Regions from separate parts of the Mus musculus genome. Here all the other regions are linked to region 2. A link is a loop called in an ENCODE intact Hi-C map of the cell type or tissue named here. Cell type or tissue: gastrocnemius. All regions are shown on one strand. Links, peaks and the distances in the headings refer to the core of each region. The heading gives the core; the rest is flanking DNA.

What was found. Hi-C counts contacts between places; a loop is a spot of excess contacts. Peaks named below come from ENCODE experiments on the same cell type or tissue, not always from the same donor. Only the 100,000 strongest peaks of a DNase experiment are listed, where the experiment ranks them.
Region 1: it touches region 2 in a loop (2.9-fold over the local background); 2 of 42 quality-filtered maps call a loop at or near these places.
Region 3: a loop joins it to region 2, with 4 times the contacts of the local background. A loop is called at or near these places in 3 of 42 quality-filtered maps.

Annotation. Positions count from the first base shown.
Region 1 is chr15:96,914,489-96,921,159 of GRCm38, reverse strand. No RefSeq gene overlaps it. Among named protein-coding and RNA genes, the nearest start is that of Gm32677, 79 kb to the right of the region's middle. In gastrocnemius, for the core only: no CTCF peak of the experiment used is centred there; no DNase peak of the experiment used is centred there; H3K4me3 peaks cover 277 bases; H3K27ac peaks cover 3,037 bases.
Region 2 is chr15:96,705,976-96,712,646 of GRCm38, reverse strand. No RefSeq gene overlaps it. Among named protein-coding and RNA genes, the nearest start is that of Slc38a2, 9.6 kb to the right of the region's middle. In gastrocnemius, for the core only: no CTCF peak of the experiment used is centred there; DNase peaks (open chromatin) are centred at 2,005, 2,848 and 3,514; H3K4me3 peaks cover 1,742 bases; H3K27ac peaks cover 2,987 bases.
Region 3 is chr15:96,769,331-96,776,001 of GRCm38, reverse strand. No RefSeq gene overlaps it. Among named protein-coding and RNA genes, the nearest start is that of Gm32564, 46 kb to the left of the region's middle. In gastrocnemius, for the core only: no CTCF peak of the experiment used is centred there; no DNase peak of the experiment used is centred there; H3K27ac peaks cover 3,353 bases.

The sequences.
Region 1 (6,671 bases), core at 1,068-6,067, 210 kb before region 2:
GAAAAAAGGGGGGAGAAAACACCAATTACTATCAGAAATAAAACAGAGACATCACTACAGATGCCAACGATGCTCAGATAAACAATGAATACTATGAACGACTTGACCTACAAACAACCTGGATTAAATGGTCTCTTTCCTTCAAGTCAAAAGCTTCCAGAACGCATATGATGTAATATGAACAACTGGAAGAACTTATCTCTGTTAGGAAGTTAAATCTGTTCAGTATTATTTCATAATACACCTGGCACCGATGGGTTTACTGGTGGATGCCACCAATCATTTAAAGAAGAGACTGTATTCTCAGTGATCTCACTGGAAATCAGCCGCAGACAGGCTCTTATTTTCTTTCTGATATCAGAATTTTGTGTGTTTTTTTTTCTTTCTAATTTTCCCCTCCTGGAAAAAGGCTATTAATTTTAACATTTTTTGAAGAAATAGCTTTGGGGTTTATTGCTTTTGCTTCTCATTTTCCTCTGTACATATTACATGGGTTTGTGTGATCATTTTTATCACTCACTTTTTTTCTGATTACTTTAGGGCTAATTTCCCTTTCCTTTTCTGGTTTCTTAAGGTGGAATTTTTATTCTTCGTTAATATATGCTTTCTACCTCTTCCTGTGGTACCACCACTACCTTAGAGTCTGAACCACATGTAAATTGTTTATAAAAAACAATTACAGATCAGTATCTCCCATGAACACTGAAATAAAGATCCACAAGAAAATATTGGTTAACAAGTTCAGTATTCTACACAATCAACTATATGCCACCACCAAGCAGGCTTTATCCTAGGTACAAAAGTATAGTTCAGTAATCAGTGACCACATCAAAAAGATGATGGAAAAAAAGATCACTTATCATATTGAAAAATACAGAAAGAGACACTTTTCAAATGTCAAACACACGTTTTTTAAAACCTCTCTGTAAACAAAGAATAGAACTAAGCAACCCAATAAAGATATTTTTCAGTTGATCACACTTAAGGCTAGGAAACTGGATGCTTCCTAAGGAGCCTAGGAACGAAGCAAGGATTCCCTCTTTTTCCACCTCACCACCTATTTTCAATTCTGCAAGAGAAGTCCCATCGGTGTGATAAGAAAAAGAAGTAAAGGGAAATTGATGAAGAAGAAGGAAATAAAGCCAGCTTTGTTCAGAAATGACCCAATCGTCTATGAAGAAGGTCTGTGTAGCAGAATCAACAACAAACTCCTAGAACTCATTAAGGGATTATTCTAGTTGAGTTTCAGGACGGAAGCTCGATGTACCTGCAATAAGCAGGTAGTGTTTGAAGTTAAAACCACAATGCTATTTGTGTTAGCACTGAACTCCCCGCGCCCCAAGTATTCAGGCCAATATCTAAGCCTATCTGTATGAGAGCAACCACTGGAAGAATAAAGAACAAAATAAAGGGAAAGGAGACCATGCTCCTGGGTGGCTGTGCTTAACATTGTAAAGGTGTCAACCCTTCCCACTTTGATCCATGAATTCTATACAGCCTCAGTCAAACTCTCAGAAGCTGTTCTGCGAGTATAGACAAACCAATTTTAAAGTTTAGGGAGAGATCATAAAGAGCCAATACCACATTGAAGGAGACAAAGAGTCAGGAAACTAATACTGTGTTGCTTCAAGGTTAATTATAAAAGCTACAAATCCAATGCAACATTGTATCCACAGAACAGGCAAGTTGATGAAAGAGATACAATACAGTCAACTGGTCTGTATTGGAGGAGTAAAGGTGGTCTAAATACTGGTAGACCACAACCCAAGCCAAAACTATAAAGGTAGACACAGAACATGACTTCAGAACACGGGCTCACAGTAGATCTTAGATCTGAATGTGAGACATAAAGCTGTGAGACTTTAGAAAGAGAAGAATCTACATGGCCCTCTGTTTGGATGTGAGTTTTTAATGTAACATTGGTTATATATACCCCAACACTAAAAGCACATACGTGAAAAAGATCAGCTGGACGTCATTAAAATTAAATGTTTCTGGTCGGCAAAAGACACTGCCAAAGGAAATGGAAAGATAATCCACAGTGTAGATGAAAACGTATGAATAAGCTAAATAAATTAAATAAACTACCCAACCAACTAGCAAAAACCATCAAACTTCAAAACACACCTCATCAAAGAGACACGGTTGACAAATATTTACATGAAAGGTGTCATTATTGACATCTAGCCTTAGTCTCTGGTGATCTGATAGGATGCATGAGATTATTTCAATCTTCTTGTATCTGTTGAGGCTTGTTTTGTTATGGTCAATTTTGGAGAAAATACCATAGTACCACAAGATGCTGAGAAGAAGAAGGTGTATTCTTTAGTTTGTTTTATGGTGAAATGTTTACACACACACACACACACACACACACACACACACATTCCATTTGGTTCATAACCTTTAATAGTTTCACTGTGTCTCTGTTAAGTTTCTGTTTCAATGACCTGTTGACCTGTCTATTGGTGAGAGTGGGGTGTTGAAGTCTCCCACCTTTATTTTGTGGGGTTCAATGTATGTTTTGAGCTTTAATGTCATGAATGTGGGTGCCCTTGCATTTTAATGTCAAGGAATGGCAAATTAAAGTAACATTAAGATCCTATTATGTGCTGGTCAGAATGACAGAATCTGGAACACTGATGCCACTCAACATTGGTGAGGATGTGACACACAGCAGGCGCTCTGGTCACTTCTGGCAAGAAGGCGAAACGAAGACTTCATTTTTTAAATGGTAAACAATCCTTTTCTCAATGGAAAACTTGGGTCCACACAAAACCTTGGGATGCAGTGTTTGTAGCACCATACTTAACAATTACCCCAACTTGGAAACGGCAAGAGTGTTTTGAGTAACAGATGGGTTAGAGAAACCATGCTGTGTCTACACATTACAACATTATGAAACATCGAAAGTAAGGCCATCGGAATGGGAAAAGATCATAGATGGGCATCAGTAAGTGAAGGAAGCCCATTGAAATGGCTTTGGGAAACTGCTGTGTGATGTAGTCTATATGAGAAGACATCGGTACTTTAGATGGTACTGTGCTGGTCAGGCTACAGGTCCATCAAGATACTGGTGCCTAAAGCCACAGAAGGCCCAGCACTAGGAACATTACCCATAAGCCATATGTACTGTGTGATGATTACACTGTCACAAATGAGTGGCTTCAAACAGAATGCTAACATGTGGAGTGAGGAGACTTCATGGGCAAGGATGTGGGGGTTTGGCAACGCTGGGTACTTTCCATTCAGTTTCACTGGGAACCCCAAACTGCTCTTTAAAGGGTCTATTCCTTAAGAAAAGAATTATCAGTTTAGAATGCCACAAAATAATTTCAAAGTCATGTAATTGAGGAAAATACATAATAAAAATATATAAAATAAAAAAATAATTTCAGTCATTATCAGTATCAGAAAAAATAATAGAAGTGTAAAAGAAAAAACACTAATTTAAGATAACTGTAAAAGTTAAAACTTTGCACATTTTGACTGCTCCAGGGTTGAAAGAGCTAACAGAGGAGGGTGGCAGAGTAGTGTGTAAAGGCATCATGTTCCCTGGTCACTCTGTCTATGGAAGATACTGCTGTGATCAAAACTAAATAAGTTACATAAAAGTTTTATATTTACTTGTTCTGAATAGTTAACAGGGACATAGAAAAAACGGTGTCAATGCACACTTTATCAGATGCAGTTGAGAAATACTGCTGACCTGAGATGGTTAAGACATGACCTGTGACATCTCTCCTTCCAGATGAGCTCTGTGGTCGTTTGAGGAGAAATAACATGCTACACCCCCTCAGTTCCAGGGCCAGTGTGGGCACTGAGCTGGACGCAGCATCCAACATTCCAGTACTGCTCTGTAAGCAGTAGTGTGAGCTTCCAATTCCAGGGGGAACTGGCTGAAGGGCAGAAATACCCATGCAGTGTCTTCCCGGACAACACCAACAAGAGTAGATGGATGGGCACATGTTCTATGAAACACTCTCTTGTGAGCTGCTTCCCTTATCTAGAGAATGAGCAGAAATGACCCCAGTCCCACTACCAAGGGAACTGGACTTCCTGAGTTACTTCTAAAGTGACCTCAAATACACACACACACACACACACACACACACACACACACACTCAGGTAGCAAAGATGGGGATTGGGTACGGTGTGCTACCCACTCAGGATCCTCACTCCTAGAGAACACCAGCCACTTCTCAACTGCAGCCTCGTGACCCTGGCTCACATTCCTCTGTTACTCCTGGCCTTCCTCTAAGCATCTGGTGCCCTAGCCATCCTCCACGTGAAGGTCTCCTGGCCCGTATGCTCCCTTACCACCTCAGCTCATTCTCAATTTGTGAGCTGGTAGAAACTCAGTAGGCCCAGCTCTGTTGTAGCCTCCTGGGTTAACGGGGGTCATGGCTGGCTTCTCTAGGCTACCAACTGGCATGCCAGCTCCTCACCAAATGCCAGCTTTGAACCGTATGTGGATAAGTAAGGCAGAAGGGATGAAGGAAATTGATCCATCTCAGAGCTTGGCCACCACGCTCCCACAGGTGAGTTCCGAGGCTTGCTTCTTCTATCCAAAGTGTCTGCCAGAGTCAGTGGCTACTCCCTGTTGGAAAGAAGTGTCTAAGAACAAGCCTCCATAACTGTCCTGTGGTGACTGCTCAGAGAGAGAATGTCACCACCAGAAGGTCCTTCCCCAGCCACACCTGTCAGAACTCTCTCCTCCTCTCACTCCACTAAGATTCCTCCAAACCTGGCCACCCATGGAAAGCCCCCTCTGCTCAGATTCTACAGCATTTTGTTCTCCTTGTGCTATTTTAAGTATTCGGTTTGCACTATAAACGAGTGATTGTTTCATCTCTATTAAACAGTAAGAAGGTAGAAGTGGCTTTTCACCTACGCCCCAGCGCTAAACTCTGACCCCACTGGAACATAATGTCTGTCACCCCAGAGGTCTGCCGACACCACCAGAAGGTTGCTAAGGCTCAGAATCATCTCTTTGTTTTTCTTAAATGTCAGAAAGCTTTCTTAAAAAAAAAAAGAGGATATTCTAATAGGTTCCAGGAAAGAAATAATTTGCTAGGGCTCTCCCTGAGCTTTTATATTAAAAAACAAAACAAACAAACAAACAAAAAAACAAACAAACAAAACAAAAAAACTAGCCAAAAGTCTAAAACTTAAAGATTTCTTTATGTAAGTCATAGAGGTAAACAGGAATATGTAATCTGATAAAAGAGCATTTAAATTATTAACAACAATTAGCGGTGGTAGAACAGACTGTCCCTTCCGAGAGTGGTTATGTAACTCGTCACTGAAATCCTACCTGCCTCACCATCAAAATGGTCTGGAGACAGACGACCTGCCAAGCTCAGGGTTGTGGATCTCCTATTTCACTGCAAGGCCTGCCCAGTCATTTCCATGAGGCGTTCATCCCAGGAAATCAACCTGCGGCCCAGAGCTGCAGACAGGTGCAGCCAGCAAGCATGCCACGAAGTAGGGGCCGGAGGAGATTAAAGTTAGAGAATGACACACGAACCCATGATCCCCAGCCTGACCACTGTTGTCGGAATCAGTGGGTTGTCAAGACACTTCATCCTGCACTCATGAAGCAGATTAACTCATGATAGTGACAGTGTAGTCTTGTGATCATCTAAACTAGTAAACTCTGGGATGGAAAATCTAAATCATCTCGCTGAAAATGTCAGAGAGAGCTCCCTGCCTTCTCCAACAGAGCTATAGACAACTTCTTGATTTCAGTGGGGTTAATAGAGAATTGGGTGACAGACTGGCAGGAGACCAGCTTCTTTGTCCTCTTCTGTCCTGCCAGGGCACATAGGTGGAATCCTGATTCAGAATGCCCAGAGATTTAGTCCAATCTCCTGTTTTCACAAATACAGGAACGGGATCCAAGCCACACATAGACCCTGGGAGCCTGCAGAGCTGGTATCTCTGAAACTGGGAGGGAATCCGGGCTGCCCAGCAGAAGATGTGGTTTGTAGCAGGAAGCCAAGAATTCTAGGTCTGACCTACCGTCTAAGGTAAGGGAGCAGGCAATATCTCCAAGTGTGGACTTCAGACCACAGCGTCATTCTGGAACATGTTAGGAAAATGCGGATCATGGATTCTCCCGCAGATCTGTGAACTGACCCAGGAGTGGAACACAACCTGCTGTAACTCCTTCAGATGTTTCTGATGTGTGCTCACATCTGAGAACTCACTCCGGAGAAAGCTCTGCTCATTGTGGATAGTGTTTTGTTCCCGTCGCTTTTGGACAGGGCATCCCTAGTGTTTTGAACACCTCATGATGAATATGCTCTCACGGCCACATTCAGAATTTGAGAACTGACTCCTCTCCTGTCCAAAGTAATTCCTCAGCCCTAGCAATCCAGAAATGGACAGTGCATGCCATGTCCACCTGTGCTACCTCCCTTGGGGGCCCCCGTGAGTGACACATCTTTGTCAACATCAGTATCACCTTGATCGCTGCCAACACTTATATAAGGACAGCAATATGCCAGGTGGTGCTGTTAGAGCTTATAATATTAATCCACTTAATCACACACACACACACACACACACACACACACACACACACACACACACATCGTATGGTCGTATTCTTCCAATATTACAGGGAACTGTAGCAAAGACAAATGAACTGGTCTACAATAATCCT
Region 2 (6,671 bases), core at 890-5,889:
AAAACCATGCGCTACGCTCTAAGAAGCTCTGGGCTTGTTTCCCAGCACCCACATGGTGGCTCACAATTGTACTCAGCCCTCTTCTGACCTGTTTACATATTACACATACGTTACTCAGGCACACACACATACACAGAAGTATTTCTAAAAGCTGCCATATAAAAACAGAACTATCATTTGCGAAACACAAGACAGGACAATGAAGTATATACAAACTCAATATATATCCCCAGTATCAACTATAGGAGTAACGGTGGGGGGATGGATGCATGATGGATGGATGGATGGGTGGATGGATGATTAGATGAGTGGGTAGATGGATGGGTGGAGGAACAGATGAATAGTCATAAAGCAATGTGAAGAAGGAGGAAGCTGGGGTGGGGGAACGTCATTTATTGTGGATGAAAATTAAGCAGGAACTACAAACCCAAGTGCATTCACCCCACGGCTTCTGTTAGAAGTGAATTCTGTATCACATTCTAGTAAGATGGAGCCGACGAATTGTGTTAGCTCATCTTTTCAACAAGAACCGCTGAGCCCCATAAATCCTATCACTTCAGGACAGACAACCGTGATGAGCAGCGGGACAACGTGTGGAGCAGGAAGTATGCCTGCCGTTCATGGTACTTAATCAGAAGGCCCGTGGATGGGTCACGAAAATTCTGTGGTAATAACTTCCAAAGGTGCCAGCACACAAGAAAAGCTTCTAACCCAGCCGAGATCAGTCAGGAAAAGAAGCTTCGAGAAAGAAAGAGAAGAAGGAGCAGATGTATCCGCCTACTCATATAGATACGAATCTATCTCATATGCATGTGCCTCTTGGAATATTTCCTTCTGGTTGGCATGACATCACTGACCCTTTCAAGGGTGCTCACTTCTTTAGTACGCATCAATCAATATAAATTTACCGAATGACAAAAGTCCAAGAGCCTCGTTTTCCTGGATTGTTCTCCTTGTGCTAGAAGCTGGAGTTACAGTTATTTTCTCCCTGGAGAAAATAAGTTCCTAGGTCAGACACTTCAATAAACTTCTACATAAGAAAAATGTACCACTGCTCTGAACGCATGACTTCTTCAACAGCTCTTGTTAAATTGTGTGGCTTTCTATCCAAATTAAACTTAGATGCCTCTCTAAAATGGACTTCAGGAAAGCTAATAATAATAATAAAAAAAACTAAAATGTAAATTTAAATATTTCGATACAATTAAACCTATTAACAGGAAAGCCTTTTCATTATTTTTAGTATTGGTGTTTGGTCTTTTTGTATATGTCTTTGCTCCACAAGCATGCCTGATGCCTGAGGTGGCTACAATAGGGCACTGGATTCCCTGGAAGTATAGTTACAGTTGTGGGCCATGCCATGGGTCCTAAGAATCAGATCTGAGAATCGGAGTGCTCTGCAGGCTACAGTCAGTGCGCTCTTCACAGCTGAATTACACAGCCCCCCAGGAAATTCTAGGCCAGCAACATAGCATAAATTTGACAGTCTGTGGAGTCAAAATCCGGTCACTCTATAAACTGTATGGCCTTGGCAAGCTACTCAACTTCTCCATGTTTTTAACTGTAATAGGTAAATAATGAATTCTAAGCGGCCCCTACCTCACAGAGCTAATGAATTAAATATGCATATGTACAAGGGATTGGAAAGCCTGAGAGCTGCGTGGCACATCTGGAACACATCTTGGAAGGTGAAAGTCGGAGATCAGGAGTTTAAGATCGACCAAGGCTATTTAGAAAATTCAAAGGTAGCCTGAACCTATGTAGAACCTTGACTCAAGAGTGGGGGGAGGGGTGTTAAACAATAAGGAATTCGAAATAGCATCTATTCTGAGAGCTAAGTATTATCTAGACTCATTAATTACAATGCTTCTAATTCCAGGAAAATTTTAAAAACACAAGTCAAAAGTAAAACGCATAGTTGTGAAGGTAGAACAAACGTGGGGGGAGGAGGTATCCACCAGGTTCAGTAGCTTTCGCCATTCTGACCTTTGCTCCACTTTAGGAGAGAAAAGGGCCCCGGGCAGGGCTGTGGAGAAATCTGAACTCAACATTATATTCACCTCGAAGATTTCTTCCCAGGAAAAAGTCAGCAGGTAAAGAAAAGTTGTAATTTCCTAACTCAGAGGCGAGTATGTTGTCTTTGTGTTTATTTCCCTGTCGGTTTTTTTCTCCTTCCTAGACTTTGATAGAATGACTCAAAAGATAAACACACACACACAATTACTAGAAAGAATCTAAAATGCCACGAGACTAAACGATCGCAGCATTTCTGTAAAAAAAAAACAAAAAACAAAAAAACCCGCTTCCTCCCTAGGGCCAAGATGAGGGCGGAATGTCTACGTAACGTCTTCTCGACAAAGGAGCAGGAGAACAACTCTGAAAGCCACTTTCAAAGGCTCACTGGGAGCCATGTGGAAGCACCGCGCAAAGCTTCGGGGACTTTCCTCGTGGGTCTGGGGATTTAGCAAGACAACCCACGAGCTGGGGAGTCCCTGCTCGCCGGGGTGCGGGCTCGGCCCCAGGCGCGGGCACGTGCACATGCTGCAGCGGCCTCGCTCCCCCGCGGCCTCCCCGAGCGGAGGATTACCCCTGATGATCACGACTCTCTAGGTTTCCCCAGTCACTGGCTCCCCACCGCGGCTCCCTGTCCCTTCCATCCCTCCCCGCCACGCGCACCAAAAGAAGGCGGAACCCAGTGAGTCGCCATCACGTGGGCTCTGGACGAGCAGAAGCGGTCTGCGCAGAAGTGGTCTGCGCACGAGCTGCCCGCGCCTCGCGGGGCCTCCGCGCCCGCAGCCTCAGTGGAAAAATTTCAGGAGACCTACTGAGGCTGCGCGGAGTAGGCCACGCCCCCTTCCCGCCCGTTGCTTCTGCGCGGGTTCCTCCCGCCCCTGGGGAGCAGCCCCGCCTCCGCCCCGCGCTTCTGCGCAAGCCCCGCCCTCCCTGGGGAAACCGCTGCGTAAGCCCCGCCCTCCCCAGGGGGAAAGCGCCGCGTACCCCTCGGCCATGACTTCCGGAGCTGCCACCGCTGGCCCGGGGTGCCTGCGAGGCCAACTCATGTGTGGCCGCCTGGCATCCTGAGAGGCGAGCAGCGGCGCCCTGGCGCCTCAGCCTTCGTCTGCGGGGCGCCGCGGCCTCAACCTCGTCACCTCAGCTCCACACGGGTCCCACGTCTTCTGGATGGAGCTGGATGGAGGGAGGAGTGGTTGGGGTGGGATGCTGAGGGGACCGACGGTCGCCTAGACAAAGCCCGATCTGGATCACCACCACCCACCCACCCCAGGAAAATAAATAATATTCATTTTCCCCCCCATCCAGAAATATGCCTCACGGAATTTACCCCTGAGGCAGCAATTGTAAGGAGTTTGACCTCACCCAGAGGTGACAAATGGCCACACCGACCATGACATTCTTTGGCTGTAAAGGGGTGTGTCATGTGTGCGTGGTTCTCCTCAAGAAAACAAATTTAGCCATTTTAGCCACGGGTTGGTTCAGTCGGGTGAGTGTTGCCTAATGTGGAGGCGAATAGAGGGGTGTTAGCTCTCCACTTGTCCTCAGAGAGGTTTTTACTGGAAACCGGATGCAGACATCTACATGAGACCACGTTGTGCCAAAGATTTCAGCCAAAACAGTGGGAGTTTCTGTGAGTAATCTCAGAACCAAGCCCATAGAAGCCCCCACAACCCACTTGAGAACCAGAATTGCAGGTATGTTAATAAATCTTTATTTCTTCGCCTTGGGTGAAGAAAGAACACGAAACTGACTGAAGGCCAAGAAGGTCATCGAGGCCCAAAAGTAGGCACAATATATTGATAAATCTTTGCCTTTTCCTCTGAACAAAAATACGGGTAACCCGTTTTTAAAAACAGATTTTGGAGAATTGTAATGATCTGAGTCTTTATTGTTTTTAAAGCAATCGGATGTAGCACAGTATTCAAAACCTAGACCTCTATAACTGCGCTGGCTCCTTGTTTTCTCGATTAGCTTTTCGTTCCAAGTGTGAGCATTCTGTCAACCCGTGGGCATGTGGACTTTTCAACCCTGTTACTGCTGATTAGCAGGTGTTGGTGGAAGATCTAGGTCCATGAACACTTTCTCTTTGCTGTCATTCTTTCTTGTACCTAGCAAAATGGACTCCAGAGGAAATGGCAGTGAAGCATGACAAAAAGAAAAAAAATCAGCCATTCCTCATTTTTTAGAGAGGAGACAGAAACGATTGGTACTAGATCCCTTGAAAGTCTCAATAGCAGTAAACATTTATACTAAAATGTCTGTAAATCTGAATGTTCCTGAAAAGGTCTTCTAGGGCTAAGTGTCTTAAGGGGCACCAGAATTTTATTCTTACGGAGGAAAACATGCCTTGCACACAACACTGCTTACAAATCATGGCCTCACTGCATAACATACTGTTTAGACATTATTAAGTTCCTTGATGCTGATCAACGGAGTGTGAAACATCACAGCAGTACTTCCAGGAAATGTGATCTTTCTTCATGAAACTGACTCACAGAATTGACACCTGTCATCCCTCACCCCCAACCCCACCCTGTGGATGTCTGCCCTTTGACCCCTGAAACCACTCTATAATCATAAACCTGCAATCCTCATGGAGGACACCCCCAGGATATTAAAGAGATCAGAATAAAAAAACAAAACAAAAAGCTACCCCCTGAAGTCTTAGAGAAGACTGTGGTGGCTAAAAGTTAAGCTCAGAGCATCTCTGCAGACCTGCTATGTGCTATATATAGTCTCATCTAAGCCACTTTTCATTGCTTAGTATGTTTGTTGCAATTGTGTCTGGTGGTTGACAACCCCTGTGTGAATCTGGTGCTCACCGATTGGCAAATTCTGGTTGGCCAGCATCCAGAATATAGCCCAGTGGTTCTCTCTGCCTGTCACCCACCCTTACCTACAGTAACACCGTTCTGTGTTGAATCAGAACTTGTCTTTTCGGGTAATACAATATGGCAGAAGAGAGAAAGGTACCATTGAAGGTCAGTTCATGAAGGCAGTGTCTGCCTCCGTCTCTCCTCAATCATCTGCACCAGGAAGAGCCAGCAGGCATGTCCTGGTGACAGCTTCTGGAGGAGCCTTAGAGAGGAAGCAGCGGGCCATGCGGAATTGCCCCCAGGGTGAAGGGTGCTGAAGGAGATGTTTCAGCTTCTATCAAGAAAGCAGGGAGCTGCAGCTTTGTATTGAACCCTAAGCCAGAGCACCCAACTAAACTCTTGGATTCCTGGTCGGCAGAAATCTTGAGAAATAATAAAAATTGTTTTCAGACAGTAAGCTAGAATATTTTGTCACACAGCAATTAATATCTAATGAAGTATCCTCCAACTTGAAAGTGTGCTCTAATTGATCAGCAACGTGTAACATATTACTCTGGGCTGAGGAGCCATTTTGTAGATGTTAAGTTCGTCTTTCACGGAGCACCCTCTATACATGATCCCAAGAATAGACTATACAAAGTGATATGGACAGGGTAAGAAAAGAATTTTCTTTATTTTTTTAGGTTTTTCTAGATAGGGTTTCTCTGTGTAATAGCCCTGGCTGTCCTGCAACTTCGTAGACTCGGCTGCCTTTGAACTCACAGAGATCCACCTGCCTCTGCCTCCTGGGTGCTGGGATTACAACCATGCACTGCAACCGCCCATCCAGAAAGGAATTTTCTAGTGGATCCAGAAGAGATTAATATTGAGAAAACATAGACTATGACAATATTGATAAGACTGGAAGCCATTTTAATCAGTAAAATCAGCCAAGACTTAACATTGCATAATCTCAATCTCTTTGAAGTCTAAACTAGTTGAGTTTATAGAACTAAGGAATAGAACAGGAGCTGGAGATGGTAGATTAAATTTGGAGACAGCAAGGTATCTCAGTAATGACTGTGCTTGTTGGACTGTCCAGCATGAGGACCTGGAGCCACAGCTACAGGAGCCACATTTTCAAACCTGATGAGCATGGGATGTCCTTGAACGATCAAGTGGAAATCGAAGAGAGATATCAAGTGCTCTTGCTCCCAAAACAGAACTAGGTGAGACAATTAGGATGTTACTTAGCTTGCTTGAGACTTTTCACTATGTAAAGATCCTTCAAAACATTCTTCGTAAAATAATATAATTTTACTGGACAATTTAAAAATAAAACAAGAAAATATGGAACTCATGGGAACAAAGGAAAGGATGTAGTTTGGAGGAAGAAGGGGAGGAAAGTAATTTTATTATCTTTCTATGATGCTATCGTGTTTAAGTTTTTTTGTTTTGTTTTGTCTTTTTGGTGTTTTGAGACAGGGTTTCTCTGTGTAGCCCTGGCTGTCCTGGAACTCACTCTGTAGACCAGGCTGGCCTCGAACTCAGAAATCCACCTGCCTCTGCCTCCCAAGTGCTGGGGTTAAAGGCATGCACCACCACTGCTAGGCGAGCGTTTAAGTTTTAACTTTGAGTAACACTGTCTTGAGACAAAGGGATCAGGCTGTCATTTAATTAGACCAAACAAAGCCATTAGAAAGCAAGTCTTAGCAATTATTTTCATATTTGTGTCTTGCAGAAGAGTGGGTCTGAGAAACAGAAGAGTGTGGGTAACAAGCAGTCCATCCGAGTTTATGTGACAGATGAGTGTGAGGAATCCAATGTATCGTGTAGGATATGAGGCAGTGTGGACCCAAAGAT
Region 3 (6,671 bases), core at 849-5,848, 63 kb before region 2:
CCTGGGTTCAATAAAATGAGTCTGAAGATATTAAAGAGGTAAAGACATTTAAGAAAAGAAATTTCAGCTTTCTTGTCTCGCTCTGTCAAAGCCACCTCTTAGAGTGCCTCAACTCTTAGTGACAGCATGTCGTCTAATGTACGTAGCTTCTTGTAGCTTGATGGGGGTTCCCACCATCTGCACAGAATCTTATAGAAGACTCCACACACGTCAGCTATCTTGGTTCTAACCCGATGATAACCTCATTTTCCAAAACCTCTCCTCTTTGGGTGTGTATCTCTTTTTCTAGACATGATCATCCTCACCCACTTTTAACTGGAAGAGCCAGCCATGGCTTCTTCACTTATTCTCCACTGCCCCATGGTGCTCACTATAAAGAATCAGCAGCTCTCTAGCCTGTTCTCCTCCTCTGTGACAAATGTCACCTAACTGTGGCCATATGAGAAGCTGCACCATCTATCGTGGGGCATGTATAAGTTTCATAACACATGGTGTTTCAGTTGCCTGAGATTCCAGTTTCTGACTTTGAATTCCATTTTATCTTAATGTGCTTTGCCCTTTTACCACTCTTCCCTTTTCTCACGGGGGGGGGGGGGATATATCCTGTGCTAGGCATGCTAAATTATGTCTATGTGCTACTTCATTTCATCTTCATAATCATGATCCTTGGTGTCTGGCTGAGTAGATCAAGGCACAGAGAAACAAGGCAACTTCCCCAAACTCACACAGCTAAGGTTAGCGTTAAAATCCACAAGAAACTCCTCTTTAAGTATGCCATGCGGTGTCGTTACAGAAATGATTGTACGATAGACTGTATCACACACACACACACACACACACACACACACACCCCTCAACTACTCAAATATAAACACTTTGCACGACTGCCTCATTTTAATCCTCTCAGAACATTTTTGGGGTTTGCATCGTTGTGTTTGGGATTCTATTAACCTCTCTAATTCTTAGAACACTACCTAAAGTGAGGTTTTTCTGACTCAGTTTTCCCCTTCCTACAATGACACTGTGAATAGTCTTTGCAAGTATCACTGTAATTTATGGATGTTAAGAATGCACATTAGAACACAGCTTGAGGCGGGCTCTGTCATTGCAAACAATTATCACTTTTGACCTGTCACCTGACCTCTGGCCTTCCTTCCTCATCAAGATCCCCACCCTAAGCTGCCGATGCTCCCTCTCCGGCTACTACACAAGGAGCGATCATTTCTCTCTAATATTTGGGCTGTGCTTTGAAATCATTGATTTGTCAAATAATGAAGAAATATGGCTGGAGGAAAAGTACCAACGTGTGTGAAACTTAACTGCACCCCGCTCCATGGCTGGCTTGTACGTGAGGTGGGAGAACACTTGGTGATGAATGTACAATAAACACATGCAGAAAAATGAAAGAACGCAGCCAGGAAGGAAGGCGGATAGAAGGCTGGGCAGAAGGCCGCTGAGCCTCAGCTGGCCAGCTCGGGAAGGAGTCACGCAGGCTGAATAAAGACGCACTTTCTGTTTTCCAAGGGTGGTGTTTTATTTAACACTTCACCTCATTCACAGTCAACCTTGTCTATTTCGATGAAACTAGGATTTCCAAAAATACATGTTATGAAGTCACTTAAAGAGCAGACACGAGGGTCTCACTGAAATAGAAGGAAGGAAGTTTATGAGAAGGTTTGCATTTCTTTCTTGCTTTCCCACGCTTTTCAAAGGCCCTGGTCCTACCTCTTTCTCTGATATTTGGAAGGAAGCTCTGCAATTGTGAAAATAGATGCTCCAAAGACCTTAACCTAAATATTTACATTCTGCTTTTTTCAGTTGAACAATTGGCTTTGTTCTTTAAGCATTTAGGTCAAAATACTTAAATGTTTTAAAACATCAATAACCGGAGGATATGGGTGGGATTTTTTTTTCCCACTCTATAGTCTAAACTTGCAGGTTTTAGCAAAACCTCCACAAGAAAAGAATTGGGAGCTTTAAAGCATAATGCACACACACACACCCTGAAAATAGAGGGGAAAGGGAGATTGCTGGCTCTGCATTCTCTTCAACACAAAAGCACCTCCCTTCCACTTCCCTCCACTAACCTGGCAAGCAGATATAGCCCTGACTTCATGCAGAGAGCATTCCAAACCCTCTCACTGTGTAGGCTTGACCTCAGGGGTGACCATGAGCCCTGTATGTATCAGCACCTCATCTCAGAGCATTCCTAAGTGTTTGTAGTCACTGTCCTCAAGACACAGAAGTCAGACCCAGGCACCGGGAAATAATGCAACTACTGCAAATGATGTCACCCCTCAGATGTGACACCACCAGCCACCAGCTAGCAGCCACCAGCCACCAGCCACCAGCCACCAGCCACCAGCCACCAGCCACCAGCCAGGGCCACCTAGCCTAGAGCATGTGCCTTCCCTTAAAACAGGAGGTCACTCCTGTGAGGTCATCTTCTTTCCCTTCCATAAACTGAAATCAGCTTGAATAGCAGAGCTAAGTAGGAAGGACCTGGGCAAACTGCAAGAGGCCTTTTTTGAGGTTAGGTCAACCCTGTCTGAGGTTTGGAAGTCAAGGACACAACTCGGAAATAACAAGTTGACAGAATGGAACTGTGTGAGAACAAGAAAGAAACAGGGGGGGGGGCATTTTTCTCATGAGCCTCTTCCTTTGCTGGTTTCATTTCATAGGCCTGCTCTGGCCCTGAGCTGTGTATGTCTGAACTCTGAAGAAAGCCCCCCCCACCCCCAAGCCCTCCAACCCCCACTCCCCACCCTCAGCCCCCAACCCCTCCATCCTCCCACCGACATGTTCTTCCCCCACCAGTTTCCAGAACTGCTCTTGTTCACACTGGAAGTCAGAGTGAGACGGGCAGGTAGCTGTGTGTGGAGCCAGTTGTCTTGAACTGGTCACCTTTCTAATAGTGGAACTGAGCCTTCGGTAATGAGGCCACTTAAAGGCCTTTCCCTGCAGAAACCTCGAGGAGGCATTTGGGTTCCCAGTCACCTCTATCGAACCTGATTTAAGTTTCCAGAACTGAGTCACTCGCTGACCTTCCTCTATGTGTCACATTGCTCGTATCAAGTTTCACCTGTTCCAATTCTTGGTTGATGACAGCAGTTTGCCCTTGAGAGCTGAGTGACAGGGGCAGCTGACAGACAAGCTTCCAAACCAATTACAGGGAAGACCAGGAAAACTAATGCGCCCCCCCCCAAAAAATGGATTGTGAAGGCAAGGAGGCCAAGCAGGTGTTCCAGCGGGTGCCTTTATCCAAAGCTGTTTCTTGGGGTTGCCCGAGGTGAGGTGATGGATCACTTGAAGTAGTGGCAGCAGAGGGCCTAAGTTTACATTGTCGGAGAAAGAGTGAGGGCCCGAAACCCTGAGGACCGTCTGCACATGTCAAAGCTGGCAAAGGAGGAACGAGAACAGACCACATAGATCTCTGAAGTAGCCTCGGGAGCGCTAGCCACCGTGATCCTTTCTCGTACCCAAATACTCTGAGGGAGAGCCAAGAAAGACACAACTCTGCCGCTACCTCAGAAGCCCTTACTGCTGCATCCACACAGCTCTGGCCTCTCCAGTCCCCGCTCTTGCCCATTTTGTGAATTTCTTGCTGTATTTCTTCCAAGCACAGCTTTTCCCTCACTCATCGTCCCGAGAGCATCCCCCATCTCCTATACTCTGTCTCCAGTGAGGAAGAAAAGCCCTGACCCATTGATGACTGTTCAGTTAGCACTCCCCTGTCCCAGTCTAAAGAGCAAAGAACAGCATCGACATTGATAACTGCGTAGACAACTACGCAGAGACGGTAGGATCTGGGTTCTAGCCCACAGTTGCTACTTGCTCTTGCAGTACGTGTGGTCTTGTGGTCGTACCTCCAGGGCTTTCTCCCCATCGACCTGCTTATGTCTCCTTCTTGGTGTGTTCTAAATAATGAGTGTGGTACTTGGCACACGGTCTGTTTTCCCCTGTACCTGAAGCATCAATAATCAGTATTTCCATTAGTCACACGCATGTTCAAGATTTTACGTAATTTCTTAAAGGCATTTTTGTTTTGAGACTGTGCACTCTGGTTACTATAGTCTCAGAAGAAAACATGAGTTGGTCAAAGGTCACCAAGCTTGATTCTCAATTTGTCGAAAGTCGGATCTTCTTAAGTGCCTACATCTCTGCATATAGTCTCTCACTTTATAGGAAAGAACAAGTCTTCCACTCGAGATTGCTTCAATTTAGGAGTTGTTGGTGAAATGAACTGTAGGGTAGACTTGGGGGAGTTAGTTTATGCTTGAACAATCTAACTTTATTGGCGCCCTTTTTTTATGTTAACATGATATTAAGACCTCTGTGGGTAGCCGTAGCTGTTCCCTGGGTGAGGAAAGGGTTTGCTGGGTTCCTGTCAGCTGACGGTCAGTCCTCATGGACGCCAAGCCTTATTAAATCACTACTGAACGTTCATCTTCTACAAAACTTTCTGATCCTGACACACAGTAAGCAAGCTAGAGGTCCTTTGGCAAGCAGGGAAGTGGCACAGGAAGAAGAGGAGAGTTTGTGGGAAGCGTAAAGAAAGGTTTGTGAGATAAAAAGACATCGCTGAAGTCCTGCGGGATGACTCTCACCAGGGCTTCTAACGGCCTTTCTCCTGGCCGCACGAGAAGAACCCAGCTCCGGAGACTTTACACGGTTCCTCTCCCCTTTCAGAATTTAAGACCAAGTGATCTGAAAGAGTGCACCTGGACCTAATACCTCCCCCAGTCCCCTGAGGAGCCCATTTCCAGGTATGCTTCCACACTCCATGGAGCAACCGGGCTGTGCTCTGCAGTCATTCATCAAAAATGTGCTGAGGCCCTACCTCAATAAGCCCCGGGGACAAGCAAATTCTCATTGCCAAAGAATGTGACGATGCCCCCTCCCTCCCAAAAAGGAAAAAAAATTAAAAAGTCAGTATGAACAGGTAAATAGGTGAGCGCGCGCACCTTAGCAAAGATTGCACAAATCCAGATCCACATCCTGTCTCCTGTCACGAGGGCATGAGTCTGCTGTGGTTAAATGAGATAGCGGTTTCTTTGTTCTTGAGCTTTGGTTATTGCTGTTTGCTTGTGTTTGTTCTAATGGGATGTCCTGGCGGAGGAAGGAGCTCAGTTAGCAAGGGACTCTATGGATGGATGGAAGCTACCTGGAGCTGAGCTGTGCCAGACATTATAAACATTCTTATAATTACAGTCCCTTTCCCTTCCCCTCCCATCGGACCGCTTTAGAACGCCATCGTCTTACCATCCGTTCCATATGAATGGCAGAATTGTTGATGGGCTGTACCCTATGGAACAGGGCCTTGGAGTGCTCTGTTTACTCCGCTCTACCCACCAGAGGCCCTCTCAGCTCCTCTTTCCCACATCTTTCACTCCCCTGCCCTTCCCCACGTTCTCTCCTCTCTCTCTCTTCCTCTTCCTCTCTGCTATTTCTCAGGCTGACTTCCCCAGTGAACCACCACTTCTGAATTCCTTAAAGCCAATGAGTCATACACTGGTCCGAACTTGTGTGCATTCCTGTCCCATACAGAACCCTCGCCTAATAAATTTTTAGTTAATAATAAGACATCGGGCAAGCTTCCCAAGAAACAGCCTTTACCTGTGACCTCGCTACCTAATTTCACACACATCACAGTAACGTGTAGGAAGAACCTAGACTTCTACCCAGAGTCCTTCTGAGGGAAACAAAACAGATTCTGGTAAACACTGAGAGAGAGACAGGCCTCTGAATAGAGACACAGGTAAGGCTAAATAAAGTCAGACACAAGAGTGTCCCGGAGGGAGGACACCTGCAGGACATGGCTTCCGGTAGGGAGCACCTGCTCGCAAAGCACCTTGGGAAGGAGGACAGAGGGGACTGGGGCGGCAAGCAGCCACATGACTTCAGAGCAGACAGAGGCAGCAAGGAGAGATCCCAGAGATAGCAGAGAACGAGATCCTCTGGGAACAGAGGGAAGGAAGGCCTTTCAGAACACCCTGCTACCCACCCAGGCGAGGGGGCTGGAGGCTGAACACGTTAGAGAAGGAGGCGACGTGCTTCGAGCTGCATGTCCACCCAGCTTACTCACGGTTATCTCAAGTGGGACTGGAATGCCCCCAAGCACAGAGCCGACCTTGTCAAAGGCCGGAAATGCGCTGTTGACCTCCCAGAGGCCACACAGGCATCTAGGGGTCAAGGCAGGCCTCTTCCTCACTGTCAAGTACAAGAGCATCTAGAGAATTTCACAACCACCTGGATTTTAAATTTTTAAATTAATTTTTCTAAATCATTTTATGCTCGTGCCTTGCCAAATATTATTAGTTTTTAGCGACTAGAAAGTCTATATTGTTGCTTTTTGTTCGATGGTTTATAATATTATTCATGGTAAGAGCATTCATTTTCTCTTGCTGACTAAACTGGCCATGTTTCCGTCGCAGATCTTAAGACTCAATTGCATATGGCTTTCCAGAACCTTTGAGTCACTCCTCTTCAAGGTCCTGCTGGCCCTCGGGTGACAATGTCTACAGTAAATTGAAGACCTCATCCAGAAAGCTCGTTCAATATGTTGGGCTCTGTGTGGAGCTATGTTAGTCACTCCCAGGGGCTGGCGGAGGGGGACACAGGTGTTGGGAGCACTGGAGAACGCACCACCTTGGGGAAAAGAAGTTTCCTAG